Linked DNA regions of Homo sapiens: regions 2 and 3 are each linked to region 1. Evidence: chromatin loops called from intact Hi-C (ENCODE). Cell type or tissue: endothelial cell of umbilical vein. All regions are shown on one strand. Each heading gives the region's core, and the rest is flanking DNA. Links, peaks and the distances in the headings are about the cores only. Region 1 overlaps LOC105372663 (a long non-coding RNA gene). Region 2 overlaps NFATC2 (nuclear factor of activated T cells 2). Region 3 has its middle 21 kb from the start of NFATC2.

Region 1 (6,018 bases), core at 2,091-4,590:
GCGTGGAAACCATGGCGTGTCCTTGCTTCAACTCCCCTCTGAGATGGAAGCTCTGGATGCCAGAGATGGTTTCCTTGCTGGGTGACCCAATTCAGCAAAAAAGAAGGGTGACCTAACGGTCAGAATCAGACTGCCCCAAATCGAGCCTCCAAGACTTCACTTCTCAGCTGTGTGATCTGTAAAATGATGACAGCAACAGCAGTACCACTTCATAGGCTTGTCCTGAGGTCTCGGTGAATGATCTCTGAGCTGCGGAGCACATGGTACCCACTCACTAAGCAAGAGCCAAACTTCACGAAAGAGTATTTACATGTTAACAATGTCATTCACATGTCAGCATGTAACCGCCAGTGGGTTCATTTTGCCACTGCCCAGATAGAACCAATGTATCAAGACGGGAATTGCAATAGAGAAAAGAGTTTAATTCACGCAGAGTCGGCTGAATGGGAGACCGGAGTTTCATTATTACTCAAATCAGTCTCCCTGAAAAATTCAGAGACTGGGGTTTTTAAAGGATAATTTGGTGGGCAGGGGGGCAGGGAGTGGGGAATGCTGACTGGTTGGGTTGGAGATGAAATCATAGGGGGTCGAAGCTGTCCTTTTGCACTGAGTTGGTTCCTACATGCAGGCCACAGGACCAGATGAGCCAGTTGATCAATCTGGGTGATCCCAGCTGAGTGCAGGGTCTGCAAAGTCCCTCAAACAGCAATCTTAGATTTTATAATACCAGTGTTATAGGAGAAATTGGGAAGTTTAGGGATATTTTGGCCTCTGGCTGCATGACTCCTGAGCAGTTAACTTCTGATCTTGTGGCTCACTTGTTAGTTGTACAAAGGCAGTCTGGTCCCCAGGCAAGAAGGAGGTTTGTTTCGGGAATGGGCTGTTATCATCTTTGTTTCAAAGTTAAACTATAAACTAACTTCCTCCCAAAGTTACCTATGCCCAGGAATGAACAAGGGCAGCTTGGAGGTGAGAAGCAAGATGGAGTCGGTTAGGTCAGATCTCTTTCACTGTCACAATTTCTCATTGTCACAATTTTTGCAAGAGTGATTTCAATCAGAGCAGTGCCCCAAACATTTTTTTGTTAATAATTTGAAGGATGTTTATTTTAGAAAACAAAAAGGACATCAAGGTAGCCATCACGCAAAACTCCGAAGTGTCTTAGACTTCCTTACTCTTACTGTACAGCATTATGTTGGGTTTGAATTAATTAGGGGGCATGGGGCATCCTGATCGCCTCGGGATTTGTGGCTTTAAAAGTCTCCGGAGAGGACTGGCAGCAGTTCCCAGGGATGTGTGCCATTGTCTGGGACAGAGCAAGCCGAGTTCGTTGAGCTACAGCCTACGGTCCAGGGACCTGACTTGGCTGGAGGCTGGACATGTCCTACTTCTCTTAACTCAGCAAATGGACGGAGGTCAGGGAAAGGTTGACTCGGGGTAGGGGCTGGAGGAGGTTGCAGGGAAGCCTGTGGAAGCCACTCTTGCAGCAGGTCCCGGGAGAGCCCCAGGCCCTGGATCTGAGCATCCTCAGTGGGGCTTGGGGATCCGTACCTCTAGAGGGCAGTGGGGCTCCACCAAGAGTCCCTTCCAGTGTCTTCCCAGTGGCCAGGAAATACTCCTCACCTTAGAACGGGCCTCCCTGCTCAGCCTAAAGGGAAATTTCTACCCACAGGTTGCCTTGGCTGGGCGCAGAGGATGGATCTTTCCACATCCAGTTGTTTGTGCGGGGGAAAGCTCATTAGGAAGGAAAGTATCTAGTGTCAGTAGCATGTGAACGTTTCCAAGCACAGAAGCCCGACAGCTGTACCTACTTAGGGGGTACCTGGGGACTCCGGGCCACACAGAGGCCATCTCCCACCAGCCTGGCCAGGGGGAAGTCAGATTTCTGGGGCTCATAATGTTCACATGGAGAAAACGTGCATTTCTACTGGAGTGTTCTTGGCCAGACTCAGGCTTTTAGATTCCCCAAAATAAATCTCCTCGACGGTTCGCCCCTGCCTGCTCCTACCCCTCGTTCTTGCTTGGCAAACAGGGAAGTCCCTGGATGCATTTTGGTCCAGAGATCAGAGCCCCCAGGGATCAGAGCCTCATGGGCTGCACCCTCTAAGGGCCACAGAATCCCTGTTGGGGGCAAGGTTAGGGGGTGCAAGCATATCCACTTTGGGTGCACACAGACCTGGGTTCAAATCGTCACTCTGCCACTGCACAGCTGCAGGGTCACCAGCTTGCACCCACTCTGAGCCTCCGGCTCATCTGAGAAATGAGGAAAGCCCCACCTTACGGGATGGCCGCAGGGCTCGGGGACAGAAATCCTGGAACCAGTATATATAGCACAACACCAGGCACATCACAGCCCCTGCCAGAAGCACCACCAGCCGCACCCTCCCTGCTGCTAATTTTTCCCGAGGCACCCATTGCTGAACTCTTCTGTTCTTATGGTTTATACAGTCTATCCTTCCTGCTGGGACACAAGCTCCACTGCCGTGTCCAAAACACTCTGTTCTAGGCACAAGGTTGGCATCAAAAAATACCTGTTGGGTGCATAAATGAATGCTTTGGAGCTCGTATTACAGTTCTCTGGGCCTCAGTTTCCCCAGCTGTGCAATGCGGATGATGGCATTAGAAGTGTCAAAGGTGGCTTCAGATGGATTGAGCAAATGTGCAAGAGCACCCAGCCCAGGCAGGCAACAGATGCAAATCCACTCTCCCAATCAGATTCCGAGGTTGTCTTGGGCTTTACAATGGAGTCAGGAGAATCGCCACCCTCTGGCCTCCAAGTGCAGCTCAGAGGGATGGGTCACTGGCCAGGCATTGATACAGACTCACCCAACAAGGCCTGCAAGTTCTCTGAACAGGCGCCCTCATGTTGGATCCTCCCAGGGGCCAGGCAGGGAAGACTGAGGCCAGGAAACACCCCAAGGCTCAGAGAGGTGGGGTCACTGGGCGAGGCTGTCTTGGCCGTTTCTCTGCATAAAGCAGCCAGGGGCTGTGAAACTCCAAGGTGAGAGGTGGCCCATGGGTGACAAACGGGAAATGGAAGGCCAAAGAAGTGTGAGTGCACCGGGGAAGCAGGGTGTCTTAGTGGGAAGAATGTGGGCTCTGGGATCAAGGAGACCTGCCTTCCGGCCTGCCTCAGCCACTCACCATGCAACCCCGGGGAAGCCATATCACCTCTCATTTCCTAATCAGTGAAATGGAGATAACAAGAGCCCTTGCTCTGCAGAGTGCTGGGAACGGCTCCTGCAGCGGCTGGCACACACTTGATAAGCAGTTAGGAAAGAGCAGATATTACTCTTTGTATGAGTTCTCTCTTGTTGCCATAACAAATTACCACAAACTTAATGGCTTAAAGCAACACAAATTTAACATCTTACAGTTCCGGAGGGCAGAGGTCCTAAAATCAAAATATTGGCAGGGCTGCCTTCCTTCTGGAGGCTCTAGGGGAGATTCTGTTTCCTGCCTTTTCCAGCTCCTGGGGCCATCTGTTTTCCTTGGATCATATCACTCCGATCTCTCTGTCCATCATTACATCTTCTCTGACGGTCCTGCCTCCATTCCATAGGGATCCTTGTGATTCCACTGGGTCTACCTGGATAATCCAGGATAATCTCCCTGTCTCAGAGTTCTTAACATCATCACGCCTGCAAAATCCCTCTTGCCTTATGAGGTAACATATTCACAGGTTCTGGGGATTAGGGCGGGGACCTCTTTGGGGCCATAATTCAGCCGACCACACTGTTCTTATGATGCCTCCCATCCTGGCCCTGCTCCACTGTTCCTCCAGCAGGCACTGTCTATCTCTGTCTCTCTCTTGCTCTAGCCTTGACACCAAAGGAGTTATTTGGTTCTAATTTGGGGTTCTGGTTGGATGAATTGCAGGAGAAAGCTTGTGTCTCCTCAAACATCCCCCCATTGTCCCCGGACCATACAGGTTGTAGTCAAGGGACTTGTTAGAAGGCAGGCGGCAGCCAAGAATTCCAGAGAAAGCTGCATGGGAAATGTCCCCATTCATTCATCAAATATCAGAGCACCTACCACATGCCTGGCACTTCTGGTCACTGTGGGCACAACTGTGGACTGGGCAGACTTGACTCTGCCCTCGAGGAACTGACCTTCTCGGGGGAAGACAGGTGGGAGAGTGATCCTATCATAGGCACTCAACCCAAACAAGACCCCAGGTATTGCGAGGGAGGGTGGTGGAGCAGATACATTAGCTAGGGTGGCCACGGATGGCCTCTTTGAGGAGGTGGAACATGACCCAAAGAGCCATGCAGGGGATGGGGGAAGTGCGTTCCAGGCAGACGGCTTGGCAAGTGCAAAGGCCCCGAGGCAGGAACGTGTTTGGCTTCTTCAAGAAACAGCAAGATGGCAGCGTGGCTGGAGGGATGAGGTGGTCTGAGAGTAGCTGGGGGCCAGATCATAGCAGGACCCTGGCTTTTATTCTGAGTGAGGTCAGGGCCTTTGGCGGGCTTTAGCAAAAGGTGCTATCATCTGGCTCATATTGAAAAGGATCCCTCTGGCTTCTGTGAAGGGAACAGACGATAGCAGGCCAGAAACCAGGAACCCAGAAGGAGGCTACACAGGCAAAGGAGTAAATTGAGGAGAGTTTTAATGGATTATTCACAAAGGCACAGGAGAGAGGGGAAACGTAATGCAAGATGAATCCCCCAGAGCTATCAGCACTGGGGCACCTCTGCCGCCCCAAGGCCCGAAGAGGTTAAGGAGGAGAGCAGTTTCTGGGACCGGGAGGGATGGCACCCCATGGAGAGGGCCACTTGGAGAGACAGTGGCTTTTGTTGAGGGACATATCCAGGCCACGGCATGAACACCCAACCTTCCATCTCTTGCTGGCACCTCCTATTGAAGGAACCCTCTGAAAGCCAGAGGTGCCCCGGAGAGGCTGGTCATATGGTCCGCCTCCCAGGCCCAGAGAGCTGAGGGTGAACCTGGAGGGCAAATGGAAGACACTGGAACAAGCTCCCTGCCCAGCTCCCTGAACGCAGGGCAGCTGACACTGTAGCCTCTGTGCCTGTAGCCACCGTTGCTGTCTAGCTTTAGAACTTGGATCCTTGAAAAAAATATTAGGGCTGCTGCTCCATGGCAGCCCTGTGCAGAACACACCAGGAGGGAGAGGGAGAGACACGGAAGATGTAGCGCGCCCCCCGCCTCCTTAGGCTGTTCTCCCATTGCTATAAAGAAATACCTGAACCTGGGTAATTTACAAAGAAAAGAAGTTTAATTGGCTGATAGTTCCACAGGCTGTGCAGGAAGCACAGTGGCTTCTGCTTCTGGGGAGGCCTCAGGAAACTTACAATCGTGGTGGAAGGCTAGGGGGAAGCCAGCACATCACATGGGCAGAGCAGCAGGAGCAAGAGAAGGGTGGGGAAGTGCTACACACTTTTCCATGACCAGATCTCATGAGAACTCACTATCACGAGAACAGCACCAGTGGATCCACCCCCATGATCCAATCGCCTCCCACCAGGCCCCACCTCCAACACTGGGGATTACACTTTAACGTGAGATCTGGGCAGGGACATGGATCCAAACCATATTATTCCCCCAGCTCCATCTTTACAGAGGGTAGAGGGGCAGGAGGCATGAGGGGAGGGGCCGGAGAGGGACTGAGAGGGGCAGGAGCGGCACTGAGCGGCTTGCAGCAGATGAGGGGGTCACACCTGTAGTGGCTTTGTTCCGGGTGTAGGTAACGATGTGTTGTTACTTTAAGACTTTTTCTTGGTCATAGATTGTGTGGTTACAGATTTCAAGCAGTACAAATGGATATGGAGCGAAAAGCCCCTCTCGTCCCCTCCCCCATGCCCCTGGACTCCCAGGACCATTAGTAATTCTGAAATGTCTTTCAGAAAAAGCACGTGTGTTTGTGTGTGTGTATACAGTGTGCAGGTATGCAGTACGTATGTGTATTCAGATGTGTGTGTATACAGTGTGCATGTATGCAGTATGTATGTGTATACAGATGTGTGTGTGTATACAGTGTGCGTGTATGCAGTATGTATG
Region 2 (2,500 bases), core at 1-2,500, 120 kb after region 1:
GCCCATTTCCACGGTGTCAACACTCCCACAGTGGCTGATTTCCAGCTCCCGGTGTGACGATACTGTATATGGAGCTGGGAGGAGAAGTGCAGCGGCACCATTACGTGCTACCTCCGCCATGTGGATACACGGATGCCTATGACCTCAGGCACATAGGTCAGAACAACATGTAACAGAGTTCCTGGAACTTTAAAAATCAGCTCTCACAAGGCCACGAAAACGGGCTCCAGGACACTCCTGGGCACCCATAGGTCTCTGTGTGCATCTGTTTAGGTGCATAACTACTCAGATTGCAGTCTGCCCATCTCTTACTCTCTTCTCCCATTGATTTTCACATCTGCTCGTTGAGAACAGCCCCACCCCCACCAACACACACATACACATACACACACACACACACACACACACACACACACACACACACACCCCTTGCCCCAGCCCTACTCCCTGTGAAAGCTTATGAGGACCCTGCTATGGTCTGGCCTGCACACACATACCCCCAGCCCCGCGCCCCCGGAGTGCCATGAACACCCCTTGTTCACTGGCCCGGGCTCCCCTTAGATCTGGAGAAAGCCGCATCCCTGCACATCCCAGAAATGCGCAAATCCTACAAACCAAATCACCTCGGCCCCAAGGCTCCTAGAGCCTTCTCGCCCCAGCAGGAGGGAGAGCCTCATCTTTAAATCCCATCACACACATCTTCCTGTCTAGACGAGGTCCCTGGCTGCCAGGGCCTCAGAGTGAATGGATTCACAGCCTCCACCCGCTGGCACCACCGAGCCCCGCCGCACCCCGCCGCTATTCTCAGGACGACCTGGGCAGCCCCCCAGCTTCTAGAAAAGACACAGAGGAGACTGCGCAATCAACAGGCAGGAGTGTGCGTGAGTGCGGCATGACATGGGCACGCCACCCCAGAGAAGTGGGCGCCTGCTGCGCTAAACGTCATCCGTCATCCTTTCGCTGAAAAGTTGGAAAACAAACAACAAAAACCCCGCCCAGCCTCATTTAATGCGAACCAAACACAAAAGCCACAGGGGAAAGCTTTTCCTCTCTGTGCTTCCCTTTTCCGGCCGAGGAACACCACCAGCCAAGATAAGGGGACTGTGCGGGGCCCTCTGCGCGGCTTCAAAGGGCTGGCACCCGCCCGGGCCCGCTCCCACTCCCACTGGCTAATGGGCTCCCCGCTCCAGCCCTTGGGGAGCAGGAGGCGGCCGGGGCTCCATGCCAGGCGACTTGGAAGAGGTTTAAGGCTCACGCCACACAAGGGAGGAAGCTCGGCCTGTCAAGAGGCGTGATAAAGCAGCCCCTTATCGCAGTTTTCCTTTCAACTGCCTCCAAGTGAGCGCCGGCCGGGGCTGGGCCTGTCAAGGCCAAGCGTGTTCCTTTCATGTCGCCCTGGGTTCCTCGGTCAGCGACGTATCCACGGGCTCATGGAACTGTAGCGTCAGCATTGGAGTTTGCAGCTTGGGGCCAGAGGCTCCAGGAGGATGCGATCGTGTGCCTCCCAGCCTGGGCCTCTGGTGAACCATGTGGCATCTGCAAATCCACTAGAACCATCTGGGTCCCAGTTTTGCCATCAGGAAACCAGGAGAAGAAGATTCCAGAGCAGTGGGGTCCAACAGTTTAGACTGGGGGCTAGGGAGTCGGCAGACACAAGCTCAAGTCCCAACTGCTGAACTCGCTGGCTGTGGACCTTGGGCAGGTCACTCTGACTCTTTGACACATGTGTCACATAGAAAAAAGCACTTGTACATTTCATAGAGTTGCCAGGACCCAATGAATTGGTATAAGCACAGCTCTTAGAACCAGTGGCGACACATAGTAAGCGCTCAGTAAACGTTGGCCTTCATCTTGTTGTAATTCTTGTCGTTTTCTCATGGGGCTGTTATGGGCATAGAATGGGGATTGGCGACCTCACATTGCAACTGAGTGATGTGAAATTGACAACATGCTAGAGAAATGATTTTGATCTTCTAGGCACCTCCCATTTACAGAGGGAATGTCCCAGACTGACACAGTGAATCTACGATAAAAGAAAGCCTCTCATTACTTGAGCACCTTTCCACCCCGACTATGAGTCTCACTCACCGGGGCCCTGGATTCAGATAGCAGCTCCATCTGAGGCCCCTCGAATGCAGCAGACACTGGTTCAACGTCACCGCAGGGAAACCCCACTGGGCCTATTCCCTGAGAGGCGGGGCATGCTGAGAGACAGGAACAGAGTCGATCACATTGAGAGCAGCTTGGTCCCTGTCCAATCCTCTCATCAGTGGCAACCTCAGCACCATGTCCCCAGAGAGCTGCTCCCCACTGTGATGGGCATCAAACGCTTAGCAAAGAGCCAGCCCGGAACGTGACACCCTTGACCATCAGCCTGCTCAGAACCAACCAAGTCTCAGATCCGAGACTGGTTGGGGCTGCGGAAAGCTGGCCACACCTCTGAGCCCTCACCTCTGCAAAGGGGAAAATAACAGATGCCCATCCCATGCCCCATGAGCTG
Region 3 (5,422 bases), core at 1-2,500, 190 kb after region 1:
GTTTCAGTATTTATGACAGTAAAAACCCTTTCTCGCCCTTAATATATCTGTCTTCTGTCTGAGAGCATTGCTTTTACAGATGATACGATATCAGTAAATTTTTTTTGCCATTATGTCATAGGCTTGACCACTAGCAGAGGACAGGATAAACTGGTACCCGTTAAAACGTTCGAAGTCCTGGCAGGGTCTTGCTTTCAAAAGCGCAGCTCAGCTAAAACTATGTGTCATTGAGGTCTGCCGTGGCAAAGCACACCGTTTACCTAACCCAAGGCATTTGGCTTCAATCTAGTTAAAAAAAAAAAAAAGAAAGAAAGAGAGAGAAAGAAAAGAAAGAAAGAGAGAGAAAAGAAAGAAAGAAAGAGAGAGAAAGAAAAGAAAGAAAGAAAGAGAGAGAAAGAAAAGAAAGAAAGAAAGAAAGAAAGAAAGAAAGAAAGAAAGAAAGAAAGAAAGAAAGCAAGCAAGCAAGCAAGCAAGCAAGCAAGCAAGCAAGCAAGCAAAAGCCTCTCAGGTTTATTTACTGAAATTGTCATTTCTTCCCCCCCCCACCCCCACACCCCGAACTTTAATCAGCCACGCAAAGCACAAAACCTACATTCAACTCTGATTTTATGACAGGAGGCTAACTCCTCCTCCGCGAATTTATTTCACTTAACTCTCGAAGCCCCTCCCACTTGGCAGCCAGGCCCTGCAGCCCCCAACGCAGTGCTCCCCTCTGAAAAACACAACGCTTTGCCCATTTCCACTTTTAAAGACCGATTCGTTATTGTGGAGCCAAAGCCCCTCCGCAATCCCGACCAGATGGGACATTTTCATATCTTATGCTCCTTATAGTTAACCCCCTCCCATAAGATCCAAGTGGTGTGATACCAGGACTAAATCCAAGAGAAGGGGGAAAGAAGCAGAAACAGGGAAAGTACAGTGTAATCAGATCCCCAAACAAACTGATGGTACATTGCACTTTAAAGGGGTAGCTGGAGGACTCTATCCAGCAGGCACATCAAAAAGGGGGAAGAAAATAGTTTAAATGTCCCAGAGCATCCGCTGCTGCTGTAACTGTTAGAAAGCAAAGTCTTCCTTACTATACTTGCTGTATAGTAAAATGCCAAGCCTGTTCTCTTAAAAGAAAAAAAAGTAATAATAATAATACTGCAGCGTTATGGCATTTGCTGTCAAAAGCCGAGTGCTGAAACGGTTAAACAGCCAGCGGTTAGTAGCGAGAATCCCTCCCGGTGTCCCGTGGAGAGGAAAATCCTCCCGACAGACTGGCCTAGGGAATCCCGGCCTGGGACACTTCCCTGCCCCCGCGTAAAGTTGTCCAAAGTCGCCTTCCCAAGTGTCCCTTCCCTGGCCGGGGCGCGGGCGCCCCTCCGCGGGCCCCGCTACCTGTGCGCCGAGGGCGAGCGGGGTCCCCAGGCCTCCCGCACCGACCTCTGCCGGGAGCTGAAAGTGCTGCCCGGGACGGGAGCAGCAGGAAAGGGCCGGGAGGAGCGAGCGGAAAAGGCTGGAAGGGATCGAGAGTCAGTTACCTTGGTCCACAGACCCCATGATGCGGAGGGGATGGCAGTGCCCCAGTCTGAACGCAGCCTCTCTCTGCATCTGGAGGGCACGGGGACTTGGCGCGTGTTTGGAAAGGGGGATCTGTTTGTATCGACCAGCAGCCGAGGGGACGCCGTCTTCTCTACCGCGTGCCCGCGGGGCTGCCCTGGCCGAGGAGCCTCGGAGCGACCCGGGAGCTGCGCGCCTCCCGGCTCCCGGCTCGGCGGAGTCGGCGCGGCTCCGCGATCCGGCTTACTCCAGAGGCAACGCGACTTCCTTCCCCGCGCTCCGTGTTTATAGGCTTTCAATGCAGTAAAATAACGGGATTCCCTCACTGTTTCCTCCTGTTTATCCAGCGCCATGGAAACCACTGGATCCCGTCCATCTCCAAAACTAAGGGCTTTCCTGCAAACTTCACACTCAGGAATCCATGACGTCGCCTCCTCCGCGGCCAGCCAGCTCCGTGGCTCCTTCGGCCGCCAGCACAAGTCCCTGATTGTTCGGGAGAAAAGTCTGGGAGAGGGAGCGAAGCGGGCGACGGCGAGAAGAAGGGGGTGGGGGCGTGCGAGTGTCCAAGTCAGCCCTGCAGGAGCTCCAGGCGGCTGTTTGCAAGGAGTGCCCAGCCACCGCCTTCCCTGGCCCGTGGCAGCTTTTCATAAATCAAGCCCGAGACTCCCAAGCCCCCCATTTGCCAAGCGGGCGCCTCTTGGAGAAAGCTGCCCAGGGTTCAAATCAACACCCCAGGTTGTCCAAGCTCCTGGACGTTTGCCCAGGGGCCCTTCCCAGTCCCTCACGGCCTCTGGCTGCCCAGATTTTTGTGTGTTCAAGGATGGTGGGGAGGAGGAAGAGGAGAAGGAGGAGGAAGGAAAAGAAATAAATAACGGTGCCTTGTGTCAACTCTCCAACTTCGAGAATTTTTTTTCAAAGAGTTTATTTTTAGATTCATTTAGAAAATCCAAGGTTTCCAGTGATGCTCAGAGGCTCCAGAAATAATGAAATGGCCAAAGAGAAGCTGAAACCAGGCAACCCATGTGTTTACACATGCTCTGAATAAACAGGAAAATAAAGAGAAAGGATATCATGAACTTTGCACAGTGTCCAGAAGAAAGTCCTTGCGATGCCACGCATGGTTCACAGCAATAGGCCACGAGACCCCCAGAAGGTCCGTGGGGAGGGGGAGAGGGAGAGGTGCAGCGGTCAAGATGCCTTTTCTGGACTTGGACTAGGTCTGCCTCTTCACCTGCCTGCAGGGTGGGAAATTCTGAGCCCAAAGATAAAGCTGGCTTTGAAAATGGACTTCAGATACTGTTGTGAGCTCTGATAAAATTGTGGATAGCAACCAAGGCTGGTGACTCATCACATACACACCCCCCCTCCCCCCGCACGCTCTTACAGAGAGACTTGAACTTAAAGAGGCATCGAGAGGCAGCTGGCTCCATCCGTGGGACCACTCTGTTTTCCAGTACTGGCCCACAATAGCCTCACTGGGCAGCTCGCAGACATAACCACTCCTGCTGGAGATAGATGCTGGCCCACAGAGACCAGCTGGAACTGCGCCTGAGAAAGCCCCACCCCCAGCCCCGCCCAGGGGACTCTCTTCAAGCCTGCCTCAACCAGGGTGGCCTCCAGCAGGACAGTCTAAGTAATGCTGCTCCCCCAGAGAGCAGCCATTATCTGTCCACCTACTGTGTGCCAAGGAATTCAAGGTAGGGAAGTCTCACTGACTCTCGAGTAACTCAAAAATCGTGGCGCCACCAAATTTCTTGCAACCACCCTGCAAGGAGGGGATCCTCTCTCCCACTTTCCAAAAGGGAAACTGAGGCACATAGAAGGCAGGTGGCTTGCCTGTTGATTTACTTGGCAAATTCTGGGGTGCAGCCTTTAAGGGCGTAGAGAGGATTCTTTTCAGTGGAGCCTATTGAGGAAGACTCATTCCCTGAGGCCTCCTTCACCAACCATCTGAAGCAAGAACAGGGTGACCAACCTTCCTGGTTTGCCTGGGATTGAGGGGGCTCCTAGAATGTAAGACTTTCAGTTTTAAAGCTGAGAAGGTGGAACCTTCCACCCAAGGTGGAACTTGGGACAGGTTGGTCATCCCAGGCGTGAATGAAACTCAACTTCCTTTTGCCAGTATCCAGACACCAAGGAAGCCTGCTAACCATTGTCTTCTGCAGACAGTTACTACACTTAGTAACACTATGAATGGCAACCCCTCACCTCAGTACCTACTAGGTGCCAGGCCCTGAGCTAGAGTCATCTATAAATTCCCACTCACAATCCCACTGCAAAGTAATAGACTAAAGCTGAAAGGGGTTAGCCCTGTGCCATCCGATATGGCAGCCACTAGCCACATGTGGCTATTAAAATATTAAATAATTAACAAATAAAATGTAGGTGTCAGTTCTTCAGTTGCACAAGCCATATGTCAAGTGCTCAAAAGCCCACATGTGGCTGGTGGCTACCAAACTGGACAGCACAGAACAGAATGTTTCCATCACCGTAGAATGTCCTCTTGGGCAGTAGTGGGTTAGACAACCTGAGAGGCCATTTAGAGCTCAGGCTCTACAGTCAGATGGTTGGCTTTGCCATGGCATCACTCACCCCACTCTGTAAAATGGGGACACTAGGAATACCCTCCTTAAAGACTTGCTATAAGGATTCAATGAGTTTCTTTAATTGAAGTGCTAAGAACAGTAAAGCATATAACAAATCCTAAAAAAAAAAAAAATTTTTTTTGAAGAAAACCTTCCCACAGTCAAGAAATGAGTAGTGATTAAGCCAGGAGTAGGATTATTAGACTCGGCATTCATGCCCTTCCTCTCCAGGGCTCCCTACAACTGCCATGTCCAGAGCATCAGACAAGCTTGGCAAGGTCTGTTTCCTTTCACCCTCCCATTGAGCTTGATGCTGTGAGCCCCATTTACAGATGAGCAAACTGAGGCTCTACAAGTTGATGTGCACACAGCCAGTAAATGGACGGCCCAGAGTTGAACCCAGCTCTGTTTGGCAACAAAGCCTGTGTTCTTGGCACCATATCCCCTGCCTCCCAGAATCCTCCCTTGGTACCGAGGTTTTAGAGGCCAGAAGCGAGAAAGGAAACAAGCTTGCTGGGCCCTCCTCTGGCGGACTCATTATCGGGGATAAATTTAGACTCAGTCCCACCCAACTCAGGCCTCTGAGGCGATTCCCCAACTCCACAGGTGCCCAGAGCTGCTGAGCAGGGGATGTCTTTTGGAACTCGATAGAATCAGCATTAGCCACATTTTTATAGAGCCCACTCTTTGTCACGGTTAAGCGTTTTTCCCTTTTAAAGCACATTAATACTACAAGGGCTGGAGCCGGGGCAGTTGCAGCTGAGTCACCTAATTTGCCCTTCTGGGCTGCAGCTTTCGGCTTCTTAGTTTAGCCGTCCTTTGGTTCCTCAGACAATTTCTTTCCTCTCCCAGTGCCAGGGCAAGAAATATTTTGTCCTTTTGAACTGAACCACCCACTGTTTTTCACTTCTCTCGAGCACTCTCCCTTTTTTAAGGGATGCTCCAAGGGGGGTGGGTGGGGAGCTTCTGCCCACTAAATTATCCACGAAAACTCCCAAAAATAGAGGCTCTCAGCTGGGGTGGGAATGCACCAGCAAGTAAGGAAAAAGCAAAAGAGAAACTGAATCAAAGCAAATAGAAGGCGTCCAGGTGGCCGTAGGGGGAATGGTCCAGGGAGGCTGCAGAGACATCTGGGTTGGAGGAGACCTTGAATCACCGGGGAAGCCTTTTATTAGATTCTCTTCCCTCCATCAGCCTCATAAATCAGAAACACAGGTATTTCTGCTGAGACACCACTTAAGTGATGCTGCCCCAAACAACTGATTCAACACCAGGGTTATTTAAAAGGACTA

Evidence for each region. Peaks named below come from ENCODE experiments on the same cell type or tissue, not always from the same donor. Only the 100,000 strongest peaks of a DNase experiment are listed, where the experiment ranks them.
Region 2: it touches region 1 in a loop (6-fold over the local background); 7 of 110 quality-filtered maps call a loop at or near these places.
Region 3: a loop joins it to region 1, with 6 times the contacts of the local background. A loop is called at or near these places in 9 of 110 quality-filtered maps.

Annotation. Positions count from the first base shown.
Region 1 is chr20:51,370,908-51,376,925 of GRCh38, forward strand. All of the region lies in intron 2 of LOC105372663 (a long non-coding RNA gene), which reads left to right. Among named protein-coding and RNA genes, the nearest start is that of MIR3194, 79 kb to the right of the region's middle. In endothelial cell of umbilical vein, for the core only: no CTCF peak of the experiment used is centred there; a DNase peak (open chromatin) is centred at 3,274; H3K27ac peaks cover 1,710 bases.
Region 2 is chr20:51,491,494-51,493,993 of GRCh38, forward strand. The region is part of intron 3 of NFATC2 (nuclear factor of activated T cells 2); the gene reads right to left. Among named protein-coding and RNA genes, the nearest start is that of MIR3194, 40 kb to the left of the region's middle. In endothelial cell of umbilical vein, for the core only: no CTCF peak of the experiment used is centred there; a DNase peak (open chromatin) is centred at 1,128; H3K27ac peaks cover 1,698 bases.
Region 3 is chr20:51,561,034-51,566,455 of GRCh38, forward strand. It overlaps a transcript of NFATC2 not described here. Among named protein-coding and RNA genes, the nearest start is that of NFATC2, 21 kb to the left of the region's middle. In endothelial cell of umbilical vein, for the core only: a CTCF peak has its summit at 1,406 (motif pointing left); DNase peaks (open chromatin) are centred at 798 and 1,918; H3K4me3 peaks cover 2,070 bases; H3K27ac peaks cover 1,694 bases.